Linked DNA regions of Mus musculus: all the other regions are linked to region 3. A link is a loop called in an ENCODE intact Hi-C map of the cell type or tissue named here. Cell type or tissue: left cerebral cortex. All regions are shown on one strand.

Region 1 (5,000 bases), 97 kb after region 3:
AACTAGCATACCATTAATGGTGTAAAGAAACTTCATCACGCACTGAGCAAATGTGGGGATCCCTTCTTCGGAGACCTTTCTAAATGAGGGGCGGGGCCAATGGTGATTGACATACAGGAAGGAGGATCTGAATTTGAATCTCCAGTCTTCACATAAAAACTGGACACCTAGCATGAGAGGGTCTGTAATCCCAGTGTTCCTACAGAGAGATGAGAAGCAGAGACAAAGGAACCTCCAGAAGCTTGTAGGCTATTACTTTCCCTGTTTGACGCTCTCAGACAAGACAGAAGGTAAGGACCAATGCCCGAGGCCATCCTTTGTCCTTTCCGTGAAAGCCATGGCACACACACACATGTTTCACATACATAAGTGTTCATGCACATATATGCACATGCAGGAAAAAAGTCAACATTCTAAATGATTAAAACCTCCAGTTCTAAAATAATTTAAGTATATTATTCCTGAACTTGACATCTTACAAAGGCCTGCGTTCTCAGTGTCTATACAGCATGGTCTTGGAGATATTTGATGTATCTGTGGACTGTCCCTAAATTCTGGTAAAACTCTAAGCTAACAGGCAAGGCTGGAAGCACAGTTGAGACAGGCTCTCATTTCTCCCTGAAACTGCGTGCCCTGCCAGCCCAGTAAAGTTTGCCAAGACCACACAAACAGAAAATAAGTGGTAAATTAGATTAGTATTTCATTTTACAACTGGAAGTCATTCTGAACTCCTTCCTTGAATTGGAGAATGAAGACGTGCCCAAACCAGAAAGCATTAGGGCTCAGAGATAATTATTATGGAAGGCTTAAAAACATTTACCAAATGACTCCCCAGGGACGCTCTAAGAAGAAATGAAAGAAAAAAGTTTGCACCACCCACAACACATAGATTCAGTAGAGTCATGAACCAAGTAAGAAAAATCCAGTCTATGAATCGGATAATAACCTGATATTATTCCTTTCAAATTTCTCAACTGTTGGTTCTACTACATGATTGAGTGAGTTCATATATTATTAAAATGCCAACACAAAATTCAATTCACCATCCTGAGACATATTGTCACCTATGATTCTTTTTTGTATAATCTTTTAATTTTTATTAATTCTGAGTTTTTGCTCCCAAAACCTAGAAGGGAACTGCTTACTGAAAAGTTATTTTTAAAAAGTCCAAAGGACATCACATATTATTTTTTTGTGTGTGGAGATACCACAATTCATATAAAGTGAAAGATTACATATCATATTCAAAATCCCTTCCAATTCTATGTTCTAAAAATTTTTTCAGATTCAAGAAGAGAAAAGGAAGCAAGTTTAACATTCTAAATGTGCGATGCACTGGACTTCCAAACTATGACGACGGAACCAACACACTTATTGGCAAGTAGCTTTAATCACATCATAAAATAGATCATAAATGTATTGTTTTACAGGCGCTCTAATGTCTCAACAAATTGAAATAGTTCCATCCATCCTTTTCCACCTACAAAGCAAAGGCACTTAGATCCCAAGAACTGACAATGGATAGCATTCACTGTAAAGAAGTTTACTCATTTCACAGGCATGAAAGTTTGAAGCTGAAATAAATACTCTTTATAGATCCCTGATTTTAGGGTAGATATCACTATTTTTATAGGGACATGCCACTGAGACAATGTGCGCCCCAAATATTTGCTTAACCTAGATGTCCAGGCAGAATAAAGTTTATTTTTTGCCATTTTATCTCTCATAAGGTATCTGTGCTAATTCTGCCATCTCACCCCCATTTTAATTTTCTTAGGACACAACTGGCTGACTAGGACTCTGCTCTCTACACTCCTATGGGATGCTTACTTCTTTTTGAGCACATTTGAAGAGTGAAAGCGAATTACTGCCTATCTTAGTCAGGGTTTCTATTCCTGGACAAAACATCATGACCAAGAAGCAAGTTGGGGAGGAAAGGGTTTATTCAGCTTACACTTCTACATTGCTGTTCATCACTGAAGGAAGTCAGGACTGGAACTCAAGCAGGTCAGGAAGCAGGAGCTGATGCAGAGACCATGGAGGGATGTTTCTTGCTGGCTTGCTTCCCTGGCTTGCACTGCTTGCTCTCTTATAGAACCCAGGACTACAGGCCCAGCGATGGTCCCACCCACAAGGGGATCTCCCCCTTTGATCACTAATTGAGAAAATGCCTTACAGCTGGATCTCATGGAGGCATTTCCTCACCTGAATCTCCTTTCTCTGTGATAACTCCAGCTGTGTCAAGTTGACACAAAAACAGCCAGTACACTGCCAGAGTAAATATATCTCAGATACAAACAGAAGTGCCATCCTTTAAAACCGTGAAATTCTGCTAATTATTACCCTGATAGTTTAAATAAATCAGAAGCCCATGGGAAGGACAATTGTCTCCTAGCTGCTATCGGAGCTAGTCAGAACCGTGCAGCTTACTCTAGGGGAGGCATGGTGCCATCTAGTGACCAAAGAGTAAATCACACGTGGGCTATCCCTCCCCTCCCCCAGTCAGGCTCTGGGTTACACCCAGAACTTGGATCACAGAGATTTGAAAGAGAAACACAATACAATTTCCCCAGTTAGAAATACTACTCAAGCCATTTGCTTTGTAAATCATTCTGTGTAGCTGCTAAGGAAACTATATGGGTTATAATAAGAACATGACCGTCTGACTCTCAGCTTTAAACTACCTCTGAGTTAATCATACAGTCTCCAAAGAAATGCCCGTATACAATAATCCCAATGAACTGTGTTCTTTTGTTCATTGAGCGTTAATGTGGCTTTTGAAACACAGTTCCAAGCATTGTTCTGTAAAGCATGTTAATTTGAAATGTCTTGTTTTATTGACTCCATACCTTGCTAGAACGGCACCTAAATTCCTGAACACCTAACATATACAGAAGAATCATTTAATGAATCAAATGCATAACACTTAAAAAAATAAAATATTTCTCAAAACAGAACCAAATGTGTTTCTCACTGTCAGGATAAATGTACTTGATTTTATTGTTGTTTTGATTATAGAATTAAATCTCTACAAGAACCAGTATTATTTCTGATGCATCATTTCATTCCCCATATCCCTGCCCAGACATCTTTCCCTTCAGCAGAGAAACGCCTACCATAGCAAGGACACCGCACCTTCCTAAAGAATCAACACACTCGACTTTATGGTTTTCTAGGTTCTGTTTGTATGCAATCTCTGTAAGAGGCATGACCCTTTGTTTGGCATTCAAATCACTGCTTCCAAAACTCCTTAGAACTCAGAGCATCCTTTCTTCAAGGTCCTCTCTGCAGCCCCCATCCTGATGCTTCCCAACAGCTTCCCCCCCCCCCACCCGTAGGAGTCTGGAATTACAAGGCACCATTTGGTTAATTGAATCTAAAAGGGCAGGGAGGGGGAATTACTGTTTCTCGGTATTTTCAAAGGATTTCGTCAGTACTCTATGTTTCCAGTACGTTTCTGCAACATATTTAAAGCAGCTGATTTTGTAGGCATTGGGTTACATGCATGGGGTGCAAAGCTCAGACAACATCTTCAACTGTTGTGCAATTCTCAATCATGCTTGAACTCTTCTCTAGTATTGCTTAATTTTAATTCAAGCAAAAAAAAAAAAAAAAGCATTTGTGTACGCTGCAGTAAGCGTCACAAAAGATAACAGCTCTTCAAGTACAGAGACTGCTGTGACGTTGGGACAGAGGGAAAGTTCTAAAGCCAGCAGCACATCTAGCACAGCCACAAATTTTTTATGTCTTTTGTTTTAGTCCTTTGTTCCTCAGGTAAGAGTATCTAAGGTTGGAAGCCAATAGCTAGAGTTAATTATCCACACAAACTACTGCATTTAGAATGTCTTTCCTGGGCATGGGAGGGGGGGTATTTACTGGAAGCAGGGTAAATGACTAGCAGTGACACCCCCGAATAAAATAACACCCTTCCTCCAACAACCTTTAGCTGCTAATAGTCCCTCAGGGAGAGCAGGCCCTTGTATGTCCATTTCCCTACCATCCCACACCCATGTTGAAATGTTAAGGGGTCCAGTGTTCTGCAGGTCTTATTCAGACAATGATAGCAGTTCCTGAGTGCAATGCTATGTCATGACCAGAAGATGTCTTTGACTGCACATTTCTCCATACTCTGATTGCCTCTCTGTGATGCTCCTGAGCCTCGGAGGCAGTGAAAAGAGCAATCTCACTTAGGAAGGAGAACCCCACCGTCACTTGTTATTGGTTCTTTGGCCAGTGATGGGTTTCTGCGTTAAGCATTGGCAGCTGCCATGAGAGTTTTCTCTGATGCACATTAATTCTTAAAGGGAGTGATGCTTTGCATGGTGACTTTGAAATTTCTATTGCAAAACATTCTTGTGACAAATTGCTTCAAGAGATCAGACTGTAACCTCTCGTTTTACATTCAGATGGGTATGATGGTCTTATATGTTTAATATTGAGCAGGACTTTCAGTTTGTGGAAAAGAAAAGATGAGTCTCATGTGGAGAGACCAGACTACATTTACTAAACAAGACAAAGAGAATCAGTTATGAACAACTTTAGTTACAAATTGTGATAGCAAATCAATATGCCTGTGCCCATGAAGAGTTTCCTTAGAAATAAACCTTACTTAGCATTAGCTCGGGGCTTTGTTTTATATATATATATATAATATTAGATATTTCACCTGTATTTCAAAGGCCAGTAAACATTTATTTAGTTAAAATTTCATTTGGCCAACAGACATAAACTAAAGGCTTCCTTTAGCACAGGTTTGAAGACAGTCTAGTCTCATTTTATAATATCGATAAAAATAAAAGGTTATATTAATCTATGATAAACTAATGAACCCTCAGGTAGCTTGTTAGCTGACAACTTTTGTAATTTCATATAATACTAAGGGACTTTTTTAAAAAAATAATTGAAGTCTCACACTGCTCTATTATAGGAGAAATTAATTTAAAGGAATTAATTTAATCTTACATTAAATATATACACCGAAGCATGTATTTTATTGAGAC
Region 2 (5,000 bases), 85 kb after region 3:
TGGGTGTTTTGAGACAAACGGAATATAATTTCGGATGAAGTTTTTACTATTTAATCGAAAGCTTTGTGTTTGGCAGAAACATTCATCCCAAGTTCAATTCCTAACCTAGAAAAGATGTTTTCCATCAATAAATAAAATCTCTCTCTCTCTCTCTCTCTGTGTGTGTGTGTGTGTGTGTGTGTATGTGCCCCTCCTTCCTCCTTCCCTCCCTTCCTCCCTTCCCAAAAATAAAGTTTATTGCATAGAAATATAACACACACACACACATGTAAATCCTCTCCTTCCTCTTCTCCAATGGCTCTGATGCAGAGAACCTATAGATTATACCTTACTAGAACGTCTTTCAAATGTCCAGGTAAGACCCCATCTATACATTCTGTATTAGCAAGCTGCACATTCATGTAACCATCTACCAGGTAGCACTTACATTCCATTCTCTAGTTAAGTTTTGCCACCACTAGCTTTTCTGTCAGTCCCTTGAGAAAAGACCTAGAATTGAGGGATAAACTCATCGTGAACAGCCACAAGCATGACACCCCACTAGCTGCAGACCCAGCCACTGCCTGCCCCTCGTCACCACAACAGCTACCACTCACCCCAACTGACCAGCACCACGATGAAGTACCCCGCTTTGCAGAGCTCTAACAAATACTTGATGGGCTAAGTGACTGAGACTGAATCACTTCGTAGATAAACAGACCCACCAGGTCCCTGTGGATGAATACGTGGCTGACATGTCTACATCTTTCCTTCCAAGAACTAGAAGGACAAGGTGAACGGAAGAGAAATTAAATGCTGTGTCACTCAAGGGTCAGAATGAAAGGCACAGGAGAGGCTTGTGTGGCTGGATGCTTGGCATCTGGATATCAGGAAAGGAAAGTGAAAAATTACTTTTCAGGTTCTTCTGAAGAGTGAACAAGAAAAAAAAAAAGACAAAAACGAAAACCACAACTGAGAACAGCTTCTCCCAACTCCCAAACCCTCAAAGCAGAGCTTCCAGCATTCTCTTGAGAGAGGGTTGAGAGTCTTCATAGGTTAGGAACCCCCTCCCCGCCCCACTCTGATAGTCTATTCAAACATACTTTTTAGTACTTAGCTTTGTTTTTTTCTGACCCGTGTCAGGTAACCCCAAGTAATTCCGCAACATGCCTAGAGGTATCAGTCACAATGAACAAGCCATTGATTTTAACATTCATATTGATCCCACCAAAGGGCTAGTTCACAGCTACAGCACACATGAGATGGTCCAATTCCTGCTTTAAATGCTCTGGTCCCTGCTTTGGATCCTTGGGTTCTGATTGCTTCCTATACCAGCAGTACAGTGCCTACACACAAGCAAGAATGTGATTAGAACATTGAAATAATCACCCCTTAACACTACAGGGCAAACTTCTGGAGGTGTCAAGACTTTATTCTAGGGAAATTTTCTGTCCAGTGCTCGTAAGCAGTTTGTGTCTACTAACTCATACTTCCAATACAAAGTATATGTTTTGTAAATTGTTTCCATGAAAATTATTTGAACTCTATTTATTTGCCTTTTTTTTCCCCAAAGATGGATGACAAAATTGTTTTCTCACTTTTCCTTTCTCTCCAAATTCTCCTTCCCAAAGTCCACTTCATCTTCTAAAATCAGAGTTACCTGGCAGCATCTTTAGATTAACTCAACACAATTGTCTTTTGTTTTTCTAAGATGAGCAGAGTTCTGTAGTTATACATTTTTTTTTTTGGAGGATATCTGGAATTCAACCTCAGGGTTTGAGAACACCACCCCACTCCCACCCACAATGATGCTCATTTAGATTATAGGGCCCCTTTAGTTTTCTTCTGTGTATTTCATTTAATGAAGTACAGGTAACTGGCAAGGATACACACAGTCACATGAATGACATAAAAGTTGCTTGAAAGATTGCTCAGAGGAAGTCACCACAAAGACCGAGCTTTAAGCAGGGGTCCCCAAAATCACACAGACGACAGCTATATAGAAAGATGGTCTTTATTATTTCTTCAAACTCCAATCCACCACTCAGCTATAAGAATGCCTAGAGTATCCCCTACTGGCCAGTGTACTCCATGGCTAGTGACAGGACATGGGAGAAAGAATGAGTTCACTGCTGCAATTACAGTACCAGGGGCCAAAGCAAACTTCAGCAGCCCTATTTCGGCCTTTGCATTTCGTTTCACGATGTTGTTCCTGCAGGGGTTCTCCTCAAGGTTTAGCATGCTTTACTTACTCTTGCAAAGTTTTCACGAGCACGTTGAAAAATTTAGCTTCCGAGCAAACTAAGTGGCATTTAAAATCAGCAAATAAAATTAATTTTTGCTCATGTTAAGTAGCTTTTGCCTCAGAGGGCAAGTTATCAGATAACATTCAAGAGCTCTACTTACGGTTGCGTATCACTTATACAAAGTGGTTATGTGCATTGAGTTTTAGACTTCCAAATACTGGTGTATTTTTAATGAGATAGATCTGAGGTGATACCTAAGTCTAAACACAAAACATTTGTTTCGTATACATCTTATACATAAATCCTGAATATAATTTTAAAAATATTTTTAATGTGCCTAAGATTTGGTTACAGCTTTGTCACATGAGGTTGGGAGTGGAACGTCTCTCTAGATGCTTTACGTCGTTGGTGTTTAGAAAGTTAGATGGAGGACTTGGGGTTTTAAAACTAAAAGATGCTAAATCCTTACCCGTCCCAAGTTAAGGGGTTAGCCAAGACCCAGATGAACAAAATGGCGGCGGCAATGTCATTAGGATGTTGATTTCTATTAACAAAAATGAATAAGAAAGCAAGCGGGATGCTGAGAATTCAATTCAGATGCCCTATATTTTCTCTCCCTACCAAGTGTCACATAAGACATGAGACTTGCATAAACAGCATGCCATTGCCTTCTTTATCACATGTTTATATAGCAAGAAATTTGCTTCTATCCTCTGAGATAAAACTAGGCAAATAAACATGCGCTTCAGTAAATTACTGTCAAACATAATTAGCTTCCATATCGAGAGAGATAGGTAGAACTCGACACTGTCCAGCATTGATCACACATAGAAGAACAGTCTCATGCCCTTGGCCTATTCCATCTCTCTTGCCTCATTTATAAGTTTGTAAGAATCAGAGAGAAATAAGCTACGTGGTTTGCCTCATAGCAGAAGGAAGATGGGCATGAGCTCTATGCCTCACATCCAAGTTGAAGTCCGGGAGTTTTCTTACTTTCAAAATAGGGGTCCTAAGGGCTCCCAATGGAGGAGCTAGAGAAAGTACCCAAGGAGCTAAAGGGATCTTCAACCCTATAGGTGGAACAACATTATGAACTAACCAGTACCCCTGAGCTCTTGACTCTAGCTGCATATGTATCAAAAGATGGCCTAGTCGGCCATCACTGGAAAGAGAGGCCCATTGGACACGCAGACTTTGTGTGCCCCGGTACAGGGGAACGCCAGGGCCAAAGGGGGGGAGTGGGTGGGTAGGGGAATGGGGGTGGGTGGGTAAGGGGGACTTTTGGTATAGCATTGGAAATGTAAATGAGCTAAATACCTAATAAAAAAAAAAAAAAAAAAAAGAAAAGAACACACGATGCCTTAGACATAGCTGTGTTAGAAGTTGATCATCAAAACAAGGAATAAAAAACCATGTCACCAGAAAAAAAAAAATAAAATAAAATAAATGTTTTGCCTGGAAAAAAAAAAAAAAAAAACAAAATAGGGGTCCTAAACTGCAGTCTGCTGACTCTGCTCAAGCCGCTGTCTGAAGAAACAGCTATAACACACGAGTGGATCTCCAGGATGCTTTTCATAATGAACCTAAATTTTATGATGTAAAATAAATGAATTAAGAAGTCCTTGAAAAGGGTATTTATTGTGAACCAGGGCTCATTGATATACTTTGCTATTTATCTCCCTATAGCACTAACACAAAGTTACATGAGGAAAACATTTAGAAGATATCCACCTTTTGTTTATTTTCATGGGCAGTTTTCAAGTAGGAATGTTAATTTTAAGACTTTTCCTTATCACGCGAGGGAAATATTCAATATTTTATTACACATCGGATGTTTAGTTGATTGTAGTTTGATATTTATAACTATTAGGGTTTTTTTCTATAAACAAACTGTTTTACTGTATCTCCATCCTCTGCCAGAGCCTCCTAAGACTTCCTAAATAACGACATCTCTGCAGCACAAAGAGCTATTTATATGCTCACCACATTTTCAGTGTCATTATTGGCAACACATTCGTAAGCAACTGCTGTGGAGACAGGATCAAAATATACAGCAGAAATCTGAAGACAGTGGGCATGACGGGCCTGGTAAAGGTTAAGAGGATAGCATCGTCTTCAGCTCTACCCACCACCTTAGCCTCAGCCCATCTCAAAATACATGCAGGAAGCGTCTCCGCCCCCACTCACATTCCAAAGGGGATGTAGGATTTAGTTTGGAAATCCAAGCCTCAAGAACCAGTGCCGGTCCATTTCTTAAACCATTTCCTTCACTTTACTTGCTTTAGAAATAACCCCAAGGTTGAGAAGAAATCTTTAGAGCTAGAAAAACTTCCAAAGGTTTCCAGGGTCCCATGGACTAATGAACTGAAGCTAGAGAGGCCATGTATGGCAGGTCCCCTCTGCTCCCGTTCTTAGAAGACCTATCCCCTTTGCTTACTGCAATATGGTAGTAGGAGTACTATATATTTACATTTCAAGCTACTTATTTTGGTTATAATGTTGAACCAGGTAGCCTACAACACAAATTGCCACAAACATGATTCACTAATCAGCCAAGGCACTCTGAATGAGTATACTCATTTTGACAATAAAATGATATACTATTTGACACATATTAATCACTCAAAATTAGAAGGGGCTTAGGGTTTAATTCAGTAGTAGAGAATATGCCTAACATATACGAGGTCCTGAGATCAAGTTGTACCATACACAAAGTAAAACAACAAAAATATTGTGTGCACGTGCTATAGGGTGATTAAAGCAACTCGTAAAGAA
Region 3 (5,000 bases):
AAGGGAAGGGAGGCACAGGCACCAAAGCCCTCCTGAGTCGGGAACACTGGTGATGCAGTTGGAAGTGGGCCCCTGAGGCCTACAGACATGCTATTCTGCCTCTTTCATAGACATCAGAGCTTGGGAACAGAGACTGTGGTCATCAGAGAAGGGAGATACGCCACAGCCCTGACTGTGCATGACTCTAGAGTTGTAACAAAACAGGCACCTGTCAAGGGTAACAGAAGAGTCCTCTACCCCCACATTCACTGCAAGTGATTTCTAACTGGAAACCAGAACATCTGTAACAACCCAGTAGGTGATTTTGCTGGTGTCTTAGACAATGAGATGGTTGGTCACAAAAGCAGCTATGGACCCCTACGAAATCTGTGTTTATATATCTATTACTTATCCTGAGTCTGGTCAAAATGTTTACATAGGAAATATATTTTGAAAATCAGGCCCAATAGAGGCAGCACCTCATGTGTATGTTGGGAGACAAAAGGCCTTGTAATGTGCTTTTATCATAAATCACAAAGTTTCTGCTGTAAGAAATTGAATCCACGCCCCCTCGGAGGTACCACAAAAACAAGCAACTTTCAAAATAAGCACCTTTGTCCTTGTAATGGCCTCAGCAGTGAGCTCTTTCACACTCAGTCACAGATGCCAATAAGAAACGGGATGGGATGGTGCACGTCTGGAGAGCTCCATGCATTGAATCATTGAATTGAACCTTAATACCTGACCACACATCCAAGAACTAAGCAAGTTCCGTAAAGTTGGTCCACTCCATGATTCATGTGTGAGCAATCTATCAGAATTCTATTGGTTCAGCCCAGAAGGACTACCCTCAAATAACTAAAGCATTCTTAAATATGAGCAGGTCAGATATTACGGTTGTTTGTTTGTTTGTTTTTTATCGAGTCAGCATTCAAAGTTTCCCTTAACCTTCTATGGAAATGCAGGCCAATTGATATTTGGTATCAGAAATCCATGTATGCCCTTTTCTAGAGCATTTTCAAATAACAACAACAACAACAATAATAATATAGACAAAGCAGATTTCCAGTCCTACCATTTCTGTTCCTTACTAGGTAGGTTGTCTATTTTTGTTTATGAACTATTAGCTATTGTGAACATCCTATGCTTTCTTATTTGGGATGCTTTGTAGCAACAAGAAAAATTTAATTGCATAATCGTTACTTTCTCAAATGGTCTTCTTGGCTTTATACTGAGCACTCAAGACAGACCTTGCTCTGCTTGTTGCCATGGGGTTTTAGAATTCTGAGTTTCCAGACTGGAAGGTATTGATTACTTACCATATCCAGGAATGCCTTCTGAAAGGGAAGGTATTCACATGCATCATGTTCGCAGCTCTTCCGTCATTAATATTTTCCTCGTCTCCTATGTTGCATGTAGTGATTTTCACAGATGAATCCCAACACTCTGGTTTGAGCATCGATCATGGATAATTATTGCAACAAGTAATGAATTTCACCCCCCAAAAAAATCACCCCCCCAAAAAAGAACACAAACAGCAAAAACAAAAGCCCTTCCAGGATTTGGAGAACGAAACATCACAGAGTATTGCAGGTATGAGTCCATCCATGTAGCTCCTACCAGTGAACACACTAATAGAACCAGTCCAGTCTCTACTCCTAAATGATGGCGAGTATTGTCCTGGTGAGATCCAAGTGTCTTGAGTATGAATTAATGCATCTTCATAGAAAGGACTATGGAATGTGGACAAAAAGGAGTCAAAAGACAGTTTCTTGTTATCCTTGTTAAAGAAGTGTTAGGAGGGAAATGGAAAACTTCAGGTCGCTGTGCCATGCTGTCCTTTAGGGATGAATACTGCTTTTTCTTCTTTCTTAGGAACATATTCCTGTGTGGTCACTTTAACGCAGTGCTACTGTCTGAGGCTGAGACGTGTCCGACAAAGACCTGGGCAGAGGGACTAGAAACCATGTATAGCGCAAGGCAACTTCTTCTCCCGATCTCAGAATTGCTGGTTTCGAATGCCGAAGTAGGAAGGCAATGAGTAATTTCTGCTTTGCAGGACAGGATTGGTGCTGGCTCCCATCATGACTTCAGAAGGCGCTGTGGTGATGAAATTCATCTGCCGCCTAACCCCACAATAAGGCTGTCTGCTCTCTTTAAGTAAAATGACTAAGCTATCGATTCTCTCACTGCAGAATCCCCTCTATCAAAACCGTGTGTGAGCTTTTAATATTTTTTTTTTTTTTTTTTTTTTGCCTTGGAAAGAAAATGAATTTCACAGCTGCAAGGCAGACGTTGTCTAAGAATTTCTTACTCGGCTGGCTTTCTTGTCTCTCTGTTGTCTTTACCACCCCAATTCAGTTCCCAATTAGATGTCATTTACTCTGGTGCTCTGACATCCGCAAGATTTTCATGCCCAGGCTATACAGACCTTGCATGCTTTTGAAACACAGTGGCAACAGGAGTCCCCCCACACCGAATTTCCGGCAGAACCTTTGGTATCCTCGCAGCCGCCTTGTCTGCCCTGGGCTGTGCCGCCCCAGCTCTGAGCAGGACACTTGCAGGCTCCCTGGTACTGTACATTAACTCTGCAGTAGCCCGCTCGCTCAGCTGCAGACTGCTGCCTGACAGGGGATATGCTGGCGTCAAGGGGGCCCTCTAGGTGGGTTCCCCGTCACTGCAGAGCCGCGCACTCCTTGCTAGCCTCCAAGGAAGAGTGAGCTAAAGGGGTTAAAAGGAAGAGCTTGCCCTGAAGGAGCAGATTTCTTTCAGTAAGTAATTACCAGGCAGGAGAGGAAAAAAGGCTAAAGAAACCTGTAAATAACCTCACAGGGAAATGACACACTGAGCAAATAGACGGAGGAAGGTTTTTCTGTTTGTTTGTTTAATTTTCTACCTATTCAACGAAAAGAAAGGGAACAAATGAAGTCCAGAGAGAATGTGCAAATGATAGGTATGTTCTTTTTTTTTTTTTTTAAACAAAAACATGGGGGCGGGGCAGCTCTGCTTACTAAGATGATTTGTAACCAGTTAAGTACGGATCTCCACACTCTGATTTTGGACAGGAAATCCTGGGGAAGCTAGTTCTGCCGAAGTCACTTAGACTTCTGCTCCGTTTGCGCATGTCATAAAGCTGCTTGTTTGATTAGGGGGTGTGTAGCTGGGAGGAGAGCTCCCGTTTCATTTCCTGGAGCCTGCCCCTTTGTTGCAGAAATTCTGTGCAATAGTCCCCCGAAAGCACCCCATCGCTGTTGATGCCATTTTGGAGCAAGAATAAAATAGTAAACTCTTGGAATAGTAGGTTGGCTCTTGAATGGTGCTTGCCTGAAATCAGAGAATGGGCTTCTCCGTGGTAATGTGCGCAACGTTAACGTATCTCTTTTAACTTGGGTGTTTAAAGAAGGCCATTATGCAATTGCTTCATATTAAAAGGAATACTGGCAACACTTAACATCCTATTCATCTTCACTTAGGGTTTCCCCAGTGAATTCTTGTCCTTGTAGGAAAAAAAAAAACATTACTGGGGAGAAGAGGATTCATTTCTCATAAATTCTAAAGCAGATGTTTAAAATAAAAATGGAATTAGTTTCAGAACTGCTAAGGTTTGATGAATTGATGGTCCCAGGTCAAGAATTCATTCCTGGTAGGAGGAAGAACTAGAGGATTCCTTTAAAGCAATTTGAATTGTGCATGCAGAAAGATGGCACCATGTAGCACAAAGGGACATGAGGAAAGTTACTGGGACTTCCTGTGATGGAGGCAATGTCCTTGAAGCACCTTTGTGTAGAAGGGACCAGATCTCTCTCCTAAGGTCATTTGTGAGCCTTCCCAGAACCCTTTCGGCTGGAATTGTTCTCAGCAGACTCTCAACGCTTGCAATCAGGTATCACACAGTAATGCAAACTGGTTTGTTAGAGTGTATACTTAAATATCATTATTTAAGACCTAGGTGTACTAGCAATGTCCCTGGCCATCTTCTAAGTGCTTCACAGGATAACCCCACTTAATCCACTCAGTGATGCTGTGAGGCGGAGATGATCTCTGACCCGGTGCCAAAGAGGAGTGGAGGCACTCAGAAGTTAAATATTGCTGGAAGACAAATAACACATTTGCAGAAAGAAGTCTGACCACATGGCTAAGATTTTTGCCTGTATTATTCTATTCCCCCCAAATTAGTTTTGCCACCTGGAGAATGAACTCTAAGGGCTAGTAATTGTCCATCATCACACTTTCGGGGAGAAGAAGCTCTGGGGCCCACTTAGGTTATAGGCATCTGTCCTTTTCCTTTTATGGTAGGGATGATGTGACAGGCATTAACTATTTCAAAACCAGTACATTCTTCTCATGCCAGGTGAGCAAGCGGGTCTCCTTAGAACGTCGTAATATTTGTAAAAAACAAAAATAAGCTAGTACTATAACTTCCATTCTAATAAGCATTTTCACTTGACACTTTTGTCTGTTTTTAGTACATTCTATTTCCATTCTATTCATAGGCCAAAGTGGAATATCTATGCAACCCAACAACAACAACAGCAACAGTAACAGCAACAACAACAAATAACTGAACAAATTTTTTCCAGGCATCACGGTTTCCCATCTGATACTGGCTAGCTATGTTTCCACGTGGGGACAATGACATAAGCAGACACTTTATAGATTGAAAACACAAAATGACTCAGTTATTAGGTCATTAAATGAGATTTTCAAATTAAAATATACTTTTAAAAGAAACATCAATTGATTTTTCCCCCCAAGTGCTGGGAACTGAAATTGAGACCTCACAGATGTTAGTCATGGCTTCAGTCACTGACTTAAATACCCGCCCTTCAGCCTAATATTTTTAAGGTGAAATTTTCTTTCTTTCTTTTTTTAAATATGTAACTGTTTCAAATAAGATAAAACAAGCTAGATAGTAACAACTGAAAAACAATAATAAGCACTAAGAATTCTTGAAGCCTAACAAAGAAAAATATAATTTATCTCCCAGTCCAGGGAGCTAAGATTACAAATTAATGAGTAAC
Region 4 (5,000 bases), 55 kb before region 3:
ATTAGGATCTAATACACTTGATGGCAAAATTCATAATGAGCCTCTTAGGTATTGCCTCCACTTGGTATTTCTTGCAATGAATGTGGAAAGACTCACCAGGGAGCTTGTTAAAATGCAGATTTTTGTCTCAGGAGGTCTAGGTCAGGGTCCAAGAATCTGTATTTATGTGAAACTCCCAGGGGCTAGGGTTCTGCTGGTTCATGGATCACATTTTGACTGGGAACAGAGGGCTTATTTCCCACAATCCTTCACTGCAGAATGTTAAAATGATAATAATTACTTGGGGATTTCTTTGATCTATCTATTATCTTTTTATTGATATAGATCACCGAATTTGAATCCCCATTCTTTTGAAAATTAAAATATACAATGCAATAAAAATTAGAAAAAACCCTAAATGGGCAGTTATTTTGTGGTTAAGTTGGTTTGTTTTTGTTTATACCTGGCAGGTACATCCGGTAATGCTCTTAGCACACACATTGACTTGGCCTTAATCACATTATTTGCAGGATCAACACTACCAGCATTAATTGTGGCTGTTGGGCTGCAGTAACTGCCTGCTTTTGTTTTCGGTTATTTAGTATAGACAAGTTCATCTCTGATGATAAGATCATTGCAAGCTTAATTTACTACAGCAAGGTTGCAGATTCAAGGGCAGTCCAAGATACTTGCGATGCTATAAGCCATTGGATGATAATGCTGCTAAACCAATGGTCCAAACCCACTCATCTGAATGTTTTCAACTTCTTTGATTTATAACAACTTCTAAGGTAAAGTAGTCTGTTTAAAAAATATGGTATGAGTCAAATTCCATCTCAGTGTTCCATGTCTTCTTCAGTAGCTATGAAAAGATGAATGGTGCTGTTTAGACAAGGCTTATTGCTTACTTAGTAAGAAATTAAAAATGAGAACTGTTTGGATTTCAAGTCTTTTCCCTAAATCATTATATAGTACTGAGGGCTAGCTTGGTATTCTGGTATGGTTAATGCCCTTTAAAGATAATATTAAAAAATGAATCATGCAACATCACCGGATGGTCTGCACCTGAAGTGTCCATATGACCCAGCTATGCCACTCCATGGCTTATGCCCAAAGACTTAATATCTACCTCCACAGACACTTGCTCTTCCATCTTTATTGCTGCTCTACTTCACATTAGCTAGGAGACAGAATCAACCTAAATGTCCTTCATCTAGTGAACGTATACTGATAGTGTGGGACATATGCCCTATGGAATACTATTCAGCTGTAAAGAAAACTGAAATCATGAAGTTTGCAGATTAAATGGATGGAACTAGCATGAGCTTATGGAGTAGGCTAGCCTAGTCCCAGAATGACACATATTGCTTCCTTTCTATCATCTGTGGCCCCAAACTCCAAATCTTCAGATGTAAGGATATAACATGGAGTAACTGTAGAAGCCAGGGAAATAAAATGGTACCATGGGGTGGGAAGGAACAATAGAGAGGGAAATCAATGACTACAAGTGATTTGGAGGGGAAATGGAAAAAATAGGAAGCAGAGAGATAGCAAAGACAAGGCAAGTTAAGTGGTCAACACAGACGTGAACGAGTAAGAAAGGTCAAATACAAACAAAGATAACTGAGAAAGTCATGAGGAATTACATTATTATCTATTTACTAAAAATTACATATAATATATATGTCTGCGTGAATACATATGCATTTATGGTTTAAATGACATTTTATCAACTGGGCTAGCAATGCTTCCCTCATGGGCCATATACTATTAACAAAACTCCCAACACCAGGCATACAAATGCTACTGATGAGTTTCTGACATATAAGTCAGGGTGCCCAGGAGACTTCTGGAATAGTATAGGCTATTGTTGTTACCCTGGTGTTCTCACACAGATTGAAGGTTAAAGCCCTACTGCTAAGCTTCAGATATAGGAACTGGAGGATCTGAGGTAACAAAACTTTTCCCTGAGAAGTCCAAAAGCTTCCATTAGTTATGAGTTATTAGTTATTATTATTAGTTATTAGTTAGAGAAACCATTAGTTATGACTTCTATGAATTAAAACAATGGCCAGCATGGCATGATAACCCTAAGAGTACAATAGTGGCACTCAGAACTTAGTAGTAACCAACGGCTTTCTAATTGTGCTTACGGGTCACTGAACAATAAGGAAATTGTGTCCAGCATTAGAAACTGAGCCAAGGGCTAGGGAGGTTAGAGATCCTGGAGGAAATCCTACAACTGCCACTTCACTAAGCCAGCATAATCCTTAACTGCATTATAAATATTTATCCTTGCTCCTACAAGTGAGTGTGTCGCTCACTACTCAACAAAGAATCTCCTTTTTGCAACAGAGACTATTATAGAAAATGGCAACTGATCAAATGCATAGAACAAATGATCCTGGGGCCTAGCTATAGCTAATCCCTAAATTGGTTTTGTTTGTTTGTTTGTTTGTTTGTTTTTGGAATATTTGTGCAAGAATGAACCCTTCTACTTTTATCACCAACTTTATTAAAATGTCCTAAAGCAGCACATCAGTGGTTGCCTGAAGCTCATATGCTTATAATAATATGACAAATGCAAAGCCCAATGATTTAAGATGAAATGTTCCATTGTCTTAAAAAAAAATCTGTGAGGCCAAGTTTAGAAAATCTTTTTCTCCAAGATTGATGTAATTAAATACACTAAAACTAGACCAAACAACAAGACAATCTTTATATAGATGTGGTTCGCTTCTCTGAGTCTATGTCTATATATGGCTCTTTGGAAGCATCAAGATGCTTGGCAAGCAGCAAAGTATTTGTTGTCAGTCGACATGCATACGGTTCTGCCATGAAGACTCAATAGACACAATGACTAATGGAGAGACTCTTCACAGGGTAGATACCAACAAGCAGCCCCACATGGCATGGGGACTTGTCAGAAAGATAGACCTGGGACACTGGGACACTGACAGTAAGAGCTCCACACGATGTGCTTATAACTCCCTCAAGCTGGTCATGATATCAGCAAATGAAGGCAGAACTTGTACCACGGATGGTGTGGATAAAAAGCACATTTGCTTATAAAAACTACAAATAAAAGCAAGTCACCAGTTAGGGAGGTAATGCCAAAAATCTTGTGAGCAGTTTATCTTGAAAACTAGACATGTGAATTGTGTGAAAACAGAACAGAGCCTCCTCTGCCGCCCAAACCTACATTTTTTTTTTTATTTGCCAACGGTTCACATAATTTACTTGTGTAAAATAAGAGCGGTTTGTAATATTTCGAAACGCTTTTCACATATTAGTTGAAATCTGGCTTGTTTTGTGCGCATCATTCAGATAGATCTTAGATCTATTTCTCAAAGATTAAACCCTTTTCCAGCAGGAATATCCTTAGAAACGAAACAAAACAAACAAACAAACAGAAAACCAAATAGGAAAAAAACTTTCTCATATAATCTGTATTTTCAAAAGTTCCTGAATGTCTGAAATTATGGATATTTTCCTCATGATAGGTTTACATTATATATCAATATATATGATACAGAAATTTCATATATATATATATTCTTATCCTTGTCTGTAGCTTCATTTTAGTGATTTGAAACACAGTTTTACCCACATAATGATGATCTAAATAATGGTGGAGCCAAAAGGACAAAGCTCCAAAGGATGTAATGGATTCTTTATGGATTGGCAGTGGCAGTGAACAGAAGGGCCTTGGCATGTACCACAAGGAGGGTGGAGATGAATTAGAGTAGGACGGCATGCCCAGGCACCATGAAGCCTCATAGGGTGTCCCTGCAAATGATGACTTATCTCACACTGTTTGAGTCAAGGTGCAGGCAGTGGAAAGCCAATGAGTTTCTTAGTCATAGGCTCTAACCTGAATCTTTAGAAAATTTTGACAATTTCTAGATGAACAAAAGGCCAAGTCCAAGCAGGGGTAGTGGTGGTAGTGGTGGCAACCAGAGAAAGGTATGGGTTGGTCATGTTTGATGTGATGCAGAGGAAAATGAGAAAACAGGGTAGAGCTTTGCTACTTCTAATTTGGATGTGACCCTTATTTTGCACAGGTAAACATGCAAATTCTTGAATGCTTAACAGGACTTTTGTGTTTAGAGTAGAATAGGTGCATATCTTCCTTCCTCACATAGCCAACTAGTTTACATGGCCATTGGGGTTGGGGGTGATGGGGTTGATAGAAAGTGGTATTTCTGATAGGAAATGTACGTAAAGGCATAGTTCCTAACACAATATCTATAAAGGAAGTTGGTTAAACTCTAGAGTAGAAGAGATGTTAGAGGCATTACAAATAAATACTTAGTTCCTCTTCCCAGAAATTCCAGTGCCATAGAATCAGGTACCTGATCTGGGTCTCAGATTTCTTAAAAGTTCCTCAGGTGATTTAAAGTAGATTAAAAAAATATGTGAAGCTTTTTCAATGTGATATTTACATTTCATTCAGCCTATTTGTGTATCTATGGTCATGCTCCTGTATTGACCTCATGGCCACATCTTTAAAACCACATGAGGTGACGTGTATGAGAACACATGGGCATGGTACTTTTTTGAGTCCTATTGTTAGTACAAGCATTTTCAACATTTCCTACAGGGAGTAAATACTTAATACAAACCATTGGGGGGAAAACATGCTAGCATAGTTTAATTTTCCACATTCACATGTATAAACCTACATCAACATGTAGACCATAAAGACCTTAAAGCTATCATTCCTAAGCACTATCTGTGTCAGATTATTCTTAATATGTTTTCTTTACTATTTCAAGATAAGTATATATATTTATATATGTATGTATATATATATTTATATATGTATATATATATATTTATATATGTATGTATATACAGAGAGAGAGAGAGAGAAAGGGCAAAAAATAAAAATAAATATTAACCCTTGTTTGGAGGAGGTTTAGTTTTTCTTTATACTTATAAATGGCAGGTCCTCAAAATCCTGCAATTGCTATGAGGATCTTATCTTCCAGTGCCTTATATTCAGTGAAGCTGCTACG
Region 5 (5,000 bases), 110 kb before region 3:
AGCAGGAGTGCATCCATTTTTACCATTCACACTGGTGCCTCTATTTTGTTTTAAGCCATTGATTCTACATCAGGCAGGTGCATTTTTTCTTTCAGCATTGATAAAGTAGGATATCAAAATACTTACCTAAAAAAACAAAACACACAAAAAAAGAGAACGATTACAGTGAATTCTTGGTCACATTTGATTGACAAAGCTCTGGACAAGGACAAAAATGACCAATGGTGTGTAAAGGCATCAGGACATATGTAAACAGAACATACATGTGAATGTACATTTATCATACATATATACTTCTCTGAAGCTCTAAGGAGCAAAGATTAAAACTCAATATAGGGCAAGTTTTGATTTTTCTTTCTTTCTGAGTTTCTAGACATTATCTGGCTCCATCCTGAAGGCCTAATATATTCCTTTCTTTGGAACATTAACAAGTTTTGCTAATTGCCTGAAATAATGTTTTCGTTACTATAAGCCAGAACACCTTAACTCAATTCTTGAACCAGAGCTTCAGTTCCGTATGTCCCAATAACACGGAACATGGATAGTAACATGCCACTCACAGGTGGGTTATGAAAAAAACAGGATTTGATTATGTCATTTTCCTCGAGTGAGAGGCATTGCTTGTTGGCAAAGAGTCTGCTCTCTGAGACACTGGGAACCACTAACACAGATGGCACCAGAGTTAGCATGCACAACAGAAACAGCGCATAATGGAGAAAAGCGATTCTATACACATTCAGAAAAAGCTAGGTTGAAATTATAAATGACAGATGTCGCTGGCTGTCATTAGTGTGTCAGTGGAGTATGGGCTTTGATATCTTTGGCATTCTGCTAAGCACAGAAATCCCCACCGTCTGCACGGGGAAGGCAGAAATGGCATTAGCATAGCTCTGGTGAGTGACAATTCTGGAATGGATGGCACAAGCTTTGGGAATACCAAATGAAGAGGCCTGTCCCTTCTGACAGTTGTCAAAAGCCAAAGACAATATTCCTTCTGAAAAATAATTTCCTCAATTCATCCTTGACAGAGCAGAGCCAAACAAGGAAAGAACCCCAAGGGAAATGGGACTTTAGTGAGACGAGTATGAGAGACCCCCCTTTTACACTGAAAAGACAGCATCCATCCGTGTTTTCATGGAGGGAACAGTATAGAACTGCGTGGTATGGTGCTGGCTGAGAAAGGAGAGGCACTGAAAGGCAGCGCAAGCAGCAGTCCCCTGGCCTACTTGGAGCAAACATGATTGCTCCATCAGCATCTTTAGCAGTAACATTACTGGAGAGGTAAAATGAGTGAGAACAGTTGGTAAATGTATGTATTACCCAGCCCCACTATACACATCCTGATTTAGGGACCGTGTGCTAGAAGGCACGGGTTCCTTCTCTGTTGGTGTGATGCTTCGCAGAGAGCATTCTCGGAGGGTTTAATCTCCGTTATGATGTCAGGACTTAATGAGACATAATTTAATGAAACATCAGGAAACACATGCTTTTCCTCCTAGTTTTTTTTTCTCATCATCAAACTGCTTATAAGGAAAAATACCTAGTGTAAAACATCTCGTTTTAATTGTGCTAGGCCATTAGTTAAGACCATTTTTCAGACTTCGAATACGTTATTTAAAAGATGCAGTCCTCATTCCCACTCATAGAGGGCGCTATTTTCTTGTTCATTCCATTTCAGGCACTTGATTAAAAAAACAAAACAAAACAAAAAAACCCAAATACCCCTCCAATGCTGCATCAGTGAAATAAGCCCACAAATAGCTTGACTGTAACAGAGTATATGGTAACAATCCTTTAAGGCAGATTCAAATGAATTTTTAGCGTAGCCATTGCTTGTACTGTTTTTATCTGAGTAAGATGTGGTGAGAAATTAAACTTTCATTTCCTTCCAAAGATTGTTTTTCTTATACTCTAAGATTTTGTTACTTTGCCCATTAATAAATGTTCACTAAATTTCTTGTAGAAACGTGTTTACAGAACTGTATAACAAATTTAATATCACATACAAAGATATCTTCAAGCAAAGTGCTTTACTATGAAGTGAAATATAATTTTAAAATGAAGTCATAAAATACACAGGAAACCCTCCACCTACAATCGGCAATACATCAGACCTGCAAGATGTGCTGCGGCAATGATGTGTAGAACTTGTGGGAATGGCCAACAGATTTCGGTTTAACTTGAGAACCACACCACCAGAGGGAGCCCATGCTCTATACGACCTGATAGCTAGGACCCAGAGAGAGACTGGAGAGCCCAGAGCGCTAAGGCTGAGCCACAGTACTGAGGGAAAAAAATCCTAAAGATATTCTGCTATCCTCCTAGATCTAGCGACTTGTCCAGTCATTCTCAAAGAGTCCATCTTCAATGGGCCAGCAGATGGGAGAAGCTTTAGAGACCCCCACTCAGACATTATGTGGAGAACCTAACTGGAGGTTCCCATAGGGTCCTTCTCCTAGGAGCTCTGAAAACCCCGTGGAAGAGCAAAAAAACAAAAAAACAAAAAAACAAAAAAACAACAACAAAAAAAACAAAAAAAAACAAACAAAAAAACAAAAAACAACAACAAAAAAAAACAAAAACAAAAAAAAACAAAAACAAAACAAAAACAAAAACAAAAAAAAAAACAAAACAAAAAAAAACCAAAAAAACCCAAGAGATTATAGAGTGAGAGAGGATGGAGGACACCAGGAGAACACGGGCCACTGAATCAGCTAAGCAAGGGCTCACATACATGGGCTCATAGAGACCTAAGTGACAAGCCCAAGGCCTGCGTGGGTCGGCACCAGGTCCTCTGCATATATGTGATGGCTCCGTGTTTTTGTGGGGCTTCCAACGGTGGCAGTGGGTGTGTCTCTGACTCTAATGCCTGTTCCTGAGCCTCTTCCTCCTACTAGGTTGCCTTGTCTGGCTTGGATTCGAGGGCCTTTGCCTTTCCTTACTGTGTATCTTGTTTTGCCCTGTCTGACCGTCATCTCTTAGAGGCCTGCTCTTTTCTCAAGAGGAAACTGAGCGGGTGTGGATCTGAGGGAGAGGGGAGGTGGTGAGGTCGCTGGGAAGCGTGGAGGGAGGGCAACTGTGGTCTGATGTATGAGTGAAGAATCTATTTTCAAAAAAGGAAAAGGAAAAGTAGTTTATAGAACTATATGAAATTTAATGTTACCTATAAGGATATCCTCTTGAAGTAATGTGTTATACTATGAAGTAAAATGTAACTTTAAAATACGGCCGTAACACTGGCAAACTGTGAACTGACCTCAATGTTAATATTTATGGTCATTAGTGGTGAGGTGGAAATGCCTTTATGTCTTTTACTTGCAGGTGAAGCTGCAGAGTCATTTTTAAAAACGAGTTTTCTAAGTGTCTATTTTGGTATATTAGCATCCATTTTCTGTCCCTCCAGTGAGTACAGAACTGTGAAGATTAAATCAAAAGGGCTAACAGGGTTGGTCTGGAGCACGGAGACATGGGGCGAAGGGTAGGAGGAAGCCGAACCTCACGCTGATTTTTTTTTTTTTAAAGCATCTGTCGTTTAGAAACTGAAAGCAGAGATGAAATATTAACCGACACAGGGCGCACGGCGGCATAAATAACTCGAAAGGCTTCTGCAAATCCCGAGGATCACGGAAAGGCTCACACCTTTCCACACCCCTTCAAATCCTATTCATTTCCCCGTCCCCTTCCAACCGCACTGCTGACAACAGCTCCGAAGCGCATCATCCCAAAGGAGGGAGGCTAAAAAGTCTTCCGGGGAGGTGGCGAGCAAGCCAGGCTAGGTGTGTCCTCTCTGGCCTGCAGCATATGGAGTGTTATATTTTTATTTTCTTTAGCTGTGAAGTGGTGAAATAAAATCCACCTGGCTGAGCACCCAGAAGCAATGGCTCTGTAAAAAAACATTTATAGCATTGATTCCCCCCCCCCCCTTTTTTTTAATTTTTAGGTTTTCAAGAAAGTATACTTTGCCACGAGGATGATATCCTCATGGAGACAAGGAGTGGGGAGGAGGAATGAGATGTGGAACAGTTGGAGGGTGGATGGTGGCAGTGGGGGGAGGGAGATAAAATCTGGAGTGTAAAAAATAAATAAATAAAAGACAAAAAATAAAAGAAAGTATACTTCTTCATTTCATATTACAGTGCTCAAAAAAATGTTTGTCGTAAGACTGTGTCTTTTAGAAATGTCAGACAGGCTATACCCACAAAGTCTAATCAACATGGTTGTCTAAAACAAGACCTGAACAACCATGACACCTATGGAAATCCTAATTTGAAAAGGGCAACTAAGGGTCTCGATAGTAGATAAAGAACTGAGAACGATATGATTAGGAGAAATGGTCCTCCCAGAAACAGTCCTCCCAGGGAAATGTTCCTTCACTGATTATCCAATGCTATGTGGTCAGCCTTGAGATCCTATGCACATGATAGGTAATGTTAGACAGATTGAGAAGGGTGTACTTATATTTTATAAGAATATATAAACTATGTGTGTATATATATATATATATATATATATATATATATATATATAACAACTATCAAAGGAAAAGAAGCCATTAATTTGAAAGAGAGAGCAAGAAGGATTTATTCTATAGGAGAGGTTGGTGAGAGGAAGTGGGGAGAATCATGCAATTGAATTATAACTTCCAAAAATGAAAGTTTCAAAACAACCAAAACTATCCACCATCAGTAAATATAACAAAAATTCCCTGTCATAGGGAAGCCAGAAAACACATGGTAGCAAGATACAGGTGTGGGAGGAGCAAGCCCCAGGAATTTAAAAAAAAATGTGTTTTCCAAAAGAGAAATTAAGTTTTCCTTTAATTCCATACATCCAGACACAGTCTTTGAAAACACACATTGCTAAGACCATGTTAGCTACACATGCTAGTGTGTGCCTGATATTCCAGCTACTTGGAAGGATAAACCAGGAAGGCCATTTGGCTCCAGAGCTTCAGAGCAGCTAGGATGACACCGTGATACACCGAGCCCTCTCAACCAAGA
Region 6 (5,000 bases), 170 kb before region 3:
CTCACGTTGTGTTGTTCCTTTGGGGGCTAGAACCCAGGGTCTCACACATGCTGAGCAAGTTCTGCCAAGGTCCTATGTCCCCAGCCCGTTTGGGTGTCTACTCTAAATACTCATTCTCAGATTGCTTCGATTACGTTGGTTCTTAACTCTACAATCCAAACTTGTATGCTCACATCCTGTCTTTCCTCTTAGTAATTTGAGCTCTCCCTTCTTAAGGGCCCGAGTCTTTTCTGATCCCCGCCCCCTTTTCTTACTTAGCTGCATTACAGTCTTTAATTAATTAAGTGCTCTGCACATATATTAGCATGGTTTGTGAATTATTACTGTGTGCGACTTATTTACTATGAACATATGTTGCAGCTTTGGCTTTGTAGTGAAGCACTTTCTTGCTGTACATCCCTCAGATGATCAGTCAAATCGGATAATCTGTTTCTTGTGTCTTTCCCTTTGGGATCTGGCCTTGGTGCCCTCGGTTGCAGTCTGTACTTTCTGGTTAGGTGGTTTCCAGGTATCCCGGCGATGCTCTTATATCCTGCATTCCTCTCTGTTGTCACTTGTGTTGGACTTGTGGCTTACTTTAATAATTCAGGAAACAGCTTCCTGTTTCTGTTTAATAGCTGGTCACATTTTACAGAGTGAGTAACTTTTTAGCTTTCTTTATTCCTTGCATAACTAGCATCGATTTCCTCTTGCATTTACATGCTGAAATCCTGGCTGCATTATAGTTTAGCATCTGACACTGCTGCTTGGTTCATTCTTTCTCCTTCCCTCCCCCAACTCCTCCTAGACAATCTCTCTCCATCCCCACCCATCCTCATGTTCCCTCTTGTTTCCTTTCCTTTTCTGTCAAGGTCAGTCAGTGCTGCCCAAACCTTTCTGGGTGTGTGGTCCTCCACCGGGGAGGGGCTGACCTACCAGTAGCCACACTCGGAGAGAAACTGACCCTTTCTTCTCTAGCAACTAACAACTGCTCATAGTTCCTCATTGGAGCTAAAACCTCCTGCCCAGCTCCCCCTGTCATGCTGGGATTTGGTCTGGCTTGGGCTTAAATGGGCCCTATGCATGCTGCCAGGACAGCCACAAGCTCACATGTGCAGTCACCTTCCTGTTTCCAGGAGACTCTGCTTCCCTGTAGTTTTTCACTCCCTCTGGTAGCCACATTCCTCACAATCTACTCCTCTGCAATGGTCCCTAAGCCTTTGGGGAGTTGAGGTATGGTACTATACTCCCCTGGGCCTGAACACTCTGAAGTCTCCCATTCTCTGTACTCTGCCCAGTTGTGGATCTCTTCATGCCAAGCATCCACTGCAAACATTGCCTCTCTGGTGAAAACTAGAGGTGCTTTAATCTATGAGAATAAAGATAAATCAGGAAGAGTTGGATTAATTCCATACCCACTTAGCTGATCAATAGTACCAAGTTCTCTTCTAGGATCTAGCCACAGGCTCTCAGCTGGATAATGGTGCCAGGCCTGGGTTTCATCCTGTGGAGTAGGCTCTAAATGCAATCAGAAAGCGGTTGTCCACTCCAATGACATCTGTACCATGAATGCACCAGAGTTCAAGCTGGTGTCTCTTCTTTTCACCTTTGGTAGCTGCTGAGTCATTCTGACATCAGTTTAATTCTGATGGCTTTAGATATTTTGTCTCCTCTTCCCTTTTTCTTATTTTATTGTTTTGAAGGCTTTGAATATCTGCATATGTCAAGCGCTATGAAATATCCTGAGCATATTTCTTAGCAAGGTCCTTTTTATTTTTAATTCCTCATATCCAGGATCTAAACTATCCCATTTCTTCTAGTTATAGGAAATTTTCTTGTTTTATTCGTATATTAGGGTTTTTGTTTGTTTGTTTGTATGCTTGCTTGCTTGTTTTGGGGACAGGGTTTCTCTGTATAATCCTGGCTGTCCTGAAACTCACTCTGTGGACCAGGCTGGCCTTGAACTCTGTGATCTGTCTGTCTCTGTCTCCCAAGTGCAGGAATTAAAGGCTTGCACAGCCACACCCGGCTTCCCGAGCATAACTACCTCATCATTGTTTAGCATCTTCCCCTTCCCGGATCACTACCAGTCCCAGTGCCTTCTGTTGTTCCCATCTTCTCTCTGAGAGTTTCTTTTCTAGATTTTTGGCTTTTCATCTGTTTTGATTCTCATAGTATTTTAAAAATCTTTCGACAGAGACACTTAATTCAATTTGGCAACAGCAACTCTCGGCTTCTACAAGTCTTTTGATTGACCATGACCTTTGTTATTCTGTCTTATACATACTACTTAGGTACCACTTCCTTTTCTCAATTTTTTTTTTTCTTTGTTGGATTTCAATACTGGGCAGTTGGGTGGGAACCCAGCATTCATTAGACATCCAAGGGGATGTCACTGTACAAAGGTCTAAGGGCCTATTCACTGAAAGAGGCTTCCTTTCCTAGAGGGGTGCACTGCCTTCATGAGGTAGAATGTGCATGGTCCCTTCTGCTTTAGATTTCAACATTCTCCGTGCAGCCCTTACTGGATGCTGAAATGCAGTTGTCTGGGTCTCCCACTTTGTGGAATTCTCCAGCAGAGGGCAGTGTGCTCTTGCACAAGATCCATACCAAGCCTTGTCAGGGAGAAGAACCCCCCTGCAGCCCACAACTGGACAGCTAACACCTTATCTAAAACCTTTTCCGTTTTGAAGCCTCCAAAGGGTTGGTTTAGGATTTCAGGGAGCCATTCGTACACATCCTCCACCTTTGATCCAGGAAGCACCTCCCTATGAATGTGCCTAACACCAATTTCGCTGTCACCCTCTGCTTCCCAGGATCTTAAAAAAAATAGGTCTCCCCATATTTGTCCTTCAATCCTCTCTCAGTTCGCAGAGTGCACTTTCTCCCTTAGTCTTATGCCTCTAGGATACCATGTCCATGGGAAACAGACATGGTAGAGGTATTTCCATGGTAGAGGGTATAGGGACGGGTGGTGCCTTGGGTCAGATAGAGGTACCATAGAGTCTTATTTTCCACTCCCACACTCTTTGTTTTAAATTCGCAATTTTAATTAGAGATAATGTGAGCATGTGTGACCAGTTCATTACAATGAAACAAAAGAGCAGATTATTGATGCAATAGCTCTTCCCTGTGAACCTGAGTTAAAAACCATGTTAATGATCAGGAAACAGCCAAGGAAATTTCTACGGAATCTGCACGGAATATTTATCTTTTGAGTCCAGTTAAACAATAACAATCCCCCCAGCCCCCGACTCCAAGAGTCAAATAATTGTTACATCACTGGCTTGGCAATTAAGACCATTTTTCTAATTGGACTTTTAAGAGTTTTGGGTACGCTCACTGGAGTGTGACTATTCTGGAAGATGAAAGAATTTGAGAGGAGCAGAGCCATCTTCCACTTTTAAGCCATGCTCTGAGCCTTGCTGCACACGCATCTGAAACAATTTCCTACCAGCCCCAGAACCTCTGTAAGTCCTACAGGATCCTTGACCTTAGCTGGGGGAGGCAGGATGAATTTCTAGTCACAAGAAGAACAGCGTGGCTGTACCAGGGAATAATGCAAGTTAACCCACTGTCAGGTGATAGCTTCCTCCATTAGAGTTAATTGCCTGCTAAATTAAAATTCATCATAATATTTGAATCACGATCATTTAATGTAAAAATGTTTCCACTCTTGGAATCCTCTACCCTGGAAGGTAATTTCTCACAATCCTGAGGTTTGTTTAAGAAATGTGCCTGTATTTGCCGTTTTGAATATGAAAACGTTCATTCTGACTCACCAACACCATCAGAAAGTCTAACAACAAAGAAGAAGGCCCATGCTTAGTGGTGTTTAGGATATTTTGCATACTATATTTTTCTTCCTCCAGATTTAAAATGTTTGTTCAGCTTAATAAAAGGCTCGGGGAGCCGGGCGTGGTAGCGCACACCTTTAATCCCAGCACTCTGGAGGCAGAGGCAGGCAGATTTCTGAGTTCGAAGCTAGCCTGGTCTACAAAGTGAGTTCCAGGACAGCCAGAGCTATACAGAGAAACCCTGTCTCGAAAAAAACAAAAAAAAGACTCAGGGGATCTTTTAAACACTGGACCACCAAATAGACAGCATACACCAGCTGATATGAAGCCCCCCAACACACGTACAGTAGAGGACTTCTGGGTCTGTGCTCGTTCAGAGATGATGCACCTAATCCTCAGAAGACTCGAGGCCCCAGGGAATTTGGAGGTTAGGTGAGGTGGGGAATGGGGGCATCTACGTGGAGATGGGGTGGTGTAGGGAGAAGGTGTGGGACGTGGAACAGTTGGAGGGTGGATGGGGGGAGCGGGGAGTGGAATATGGAGTGTGAAAAATGAATTATAAATAAAATAAGAGACTCGGGGAATCTTCTGGTCACATATCAGCTCAAGTCTGTAAAGTTGAACTTATTGACCATGGACTCATGCAGCATTAATGAAAAGGGAGAAAGAAGGTAATCTATAAGAAATATTAGAGTATAAAACAGACCCTCAAACTCCTAACTGGATGAGGTGATTTTTAAGAAGACACCTAATGTCTGGATTAAAAGGGAAGGAACACAGGTAGTTTGACAATACTTATGTACTTATAGAGCAATATGATGTAAGACTTTTCTCCGATATAGCAGGTTCATGCTGTCATAGCTTCAGTTGTCCTAAGGTTACCCTATAATTCCAAGATGCACTATTTTTATGTTGGCATTAGCTGTACATTCTTATGATGTGTAACATGGTATTTTGATATACAGATGCATTGTAGAATGACTAAATCAAGCTCACAGACAAAAGCATTGCATTGCACACTTAAAGCTCTGTTATGCCAAGGCTTAGGATCCACTCTTGGATCAATCTTATGTATGTAATAGTTTGTGATTAGAGTCGCATTGACTTACAATAAATCTATAGAACGTCTCCCTTGTCTGACTGAAATCGCATGCCCTGTGACCAACTTCATCTTCATCCCCCAGTTTCTTGTGACCATGGCTTTGCTATCTATTTCTGCCAGGT

Evidence for each region. Peaks named below come from ENCODE experiments on the same cell type or tissue, not always from the same donor. Only the 100,000 strongest peaks of a DNase experiment are listed, where the experiment ranks them.
Region 1: it touches region 3 in a loop (3-fold over the local background); 9 of 42 quality-filtered maps call a loop at or near these places.
Region 2: it touches region 3 in a loop (1.8-fold over the local background); 9 of 42 quality-filtered maps call a loop at or near these places.
Region 4: it touches region 3 in a loop (4-fold over the local background); 5 of 42 quality-filtered maps call a loop at or near these places.
Region 5: a loop joins it to region 3, with 3 times the contacts of the local background. A loop is called at or near these places in 5 of 42 quality-filtered maps.
Region 6: it touches region 3 in a loop (3-fold over the local background); 3 of 42 quality-filtered maps call a loop at or near these places.

The regions. Positions count from the first base shown.
Region 1 is chr13:109,341,250-109,346,249 of GRCm38, reverse strand. All of the region lies in intron 3 of Pde4d (phosphodiesterase 4D, cAMP specific), which reads right to left. Among named protein-coding and RNA genes, the nearest start is that of Mir582, 19 kb to the right of the region's middle. In left cerebral cortex, CTCF peaks have their summits at 2,461 (motif pointing left) and 4,098; DNase peaks (open chromatin) are centred at 2,461 and 4,122.
Region 2 is chr13:109,353,515-109,358,514 of GRCm38, reverse strand. All of the region lies in intron 3 of Pde4d (phosphodiesterase 4D, cAMP specific), which reads right to left. Among named protein-coding and RNA genes, the nearest start is that of Mir582, 31 kb to the right of the region's middle. In left cerebral cortex, a CTCF peak has its summit at 2,063 (motif pointing left); DNase peaks (open chromatin) are centred at 2,042 and 4,313.
Region 3 is chr13:109,438,652-109,443,651 of GRCm38, reverse strand. All of the region lies in intron 3 of Pde4d (phosphodiesterase 4D, cAMP specific), which reads right to left. It overlaps Gm32703 (a long non-coding RNA gene), which reads left to right and starts at 2,641. Exons shown (of 3, transcript XR_003950566.1): 1 at 2,641-2,750. In left cerebral cortex, a CTCF peak has its summit at 2,630; DNase peaks (open chromatin) are centred at 90, 2,024, 2,607 and 3,134; H3K4me3 peaks cover 3,501 bases; H3K27ac peaks cover 2,096 bases.
Region 4 is chr13:109,493,485-109,498,484 of GRCm38, reverse strand. All of the region lies in intron 3 of Pde4d (phosphodiesterase 4D, cAMP specific), which reads right to left. Among named protein-coding and RNA genes, the nearest start is that of Gm32703, 55 kb to the right of the region's middle. In left cerebral cortex, no CTCF peak of the experiment used is centred here; a DNase peak (open chromatin) is centred at 2,847; H3K27ac peaks cover 430 bases.
Region 5 is chr13:109,545,135-109,550,134 of GRCm38, reverse strand. The region is part of intron 3 of Pde4d (phosphodiesterase 4D, cAMP specific); the gene reads right to left. Among named protein-coding and RNA genes, the nearest start is that of Gm32703, 110 kb to the right of the region's middle. In left cerebral cortex, CTCF peaks have their summits at 1,628 and 2,198 (motif pointing right); DNase peaks (open chromatin) are centred at 717, 2,198 and 2,938; H3K4me3 peaks cover 332 bases.
Region 6 is chr13:109,607,552-109,612,551 of GRCm38, reverse strand. All of the region lies in intron 3 of Pde4d (phosphodiesterase 4D, cAMP specific), which reads right to left. Among named protein-coding and RNA genes, the nearest start is that of Gm32703, 170 kb to the right of the region's middle. In left cerebral cortex, a CTCF peak has its summit at 2,558 (motif pointing right); a DNase peak (open chromatin) is centred at 2,550.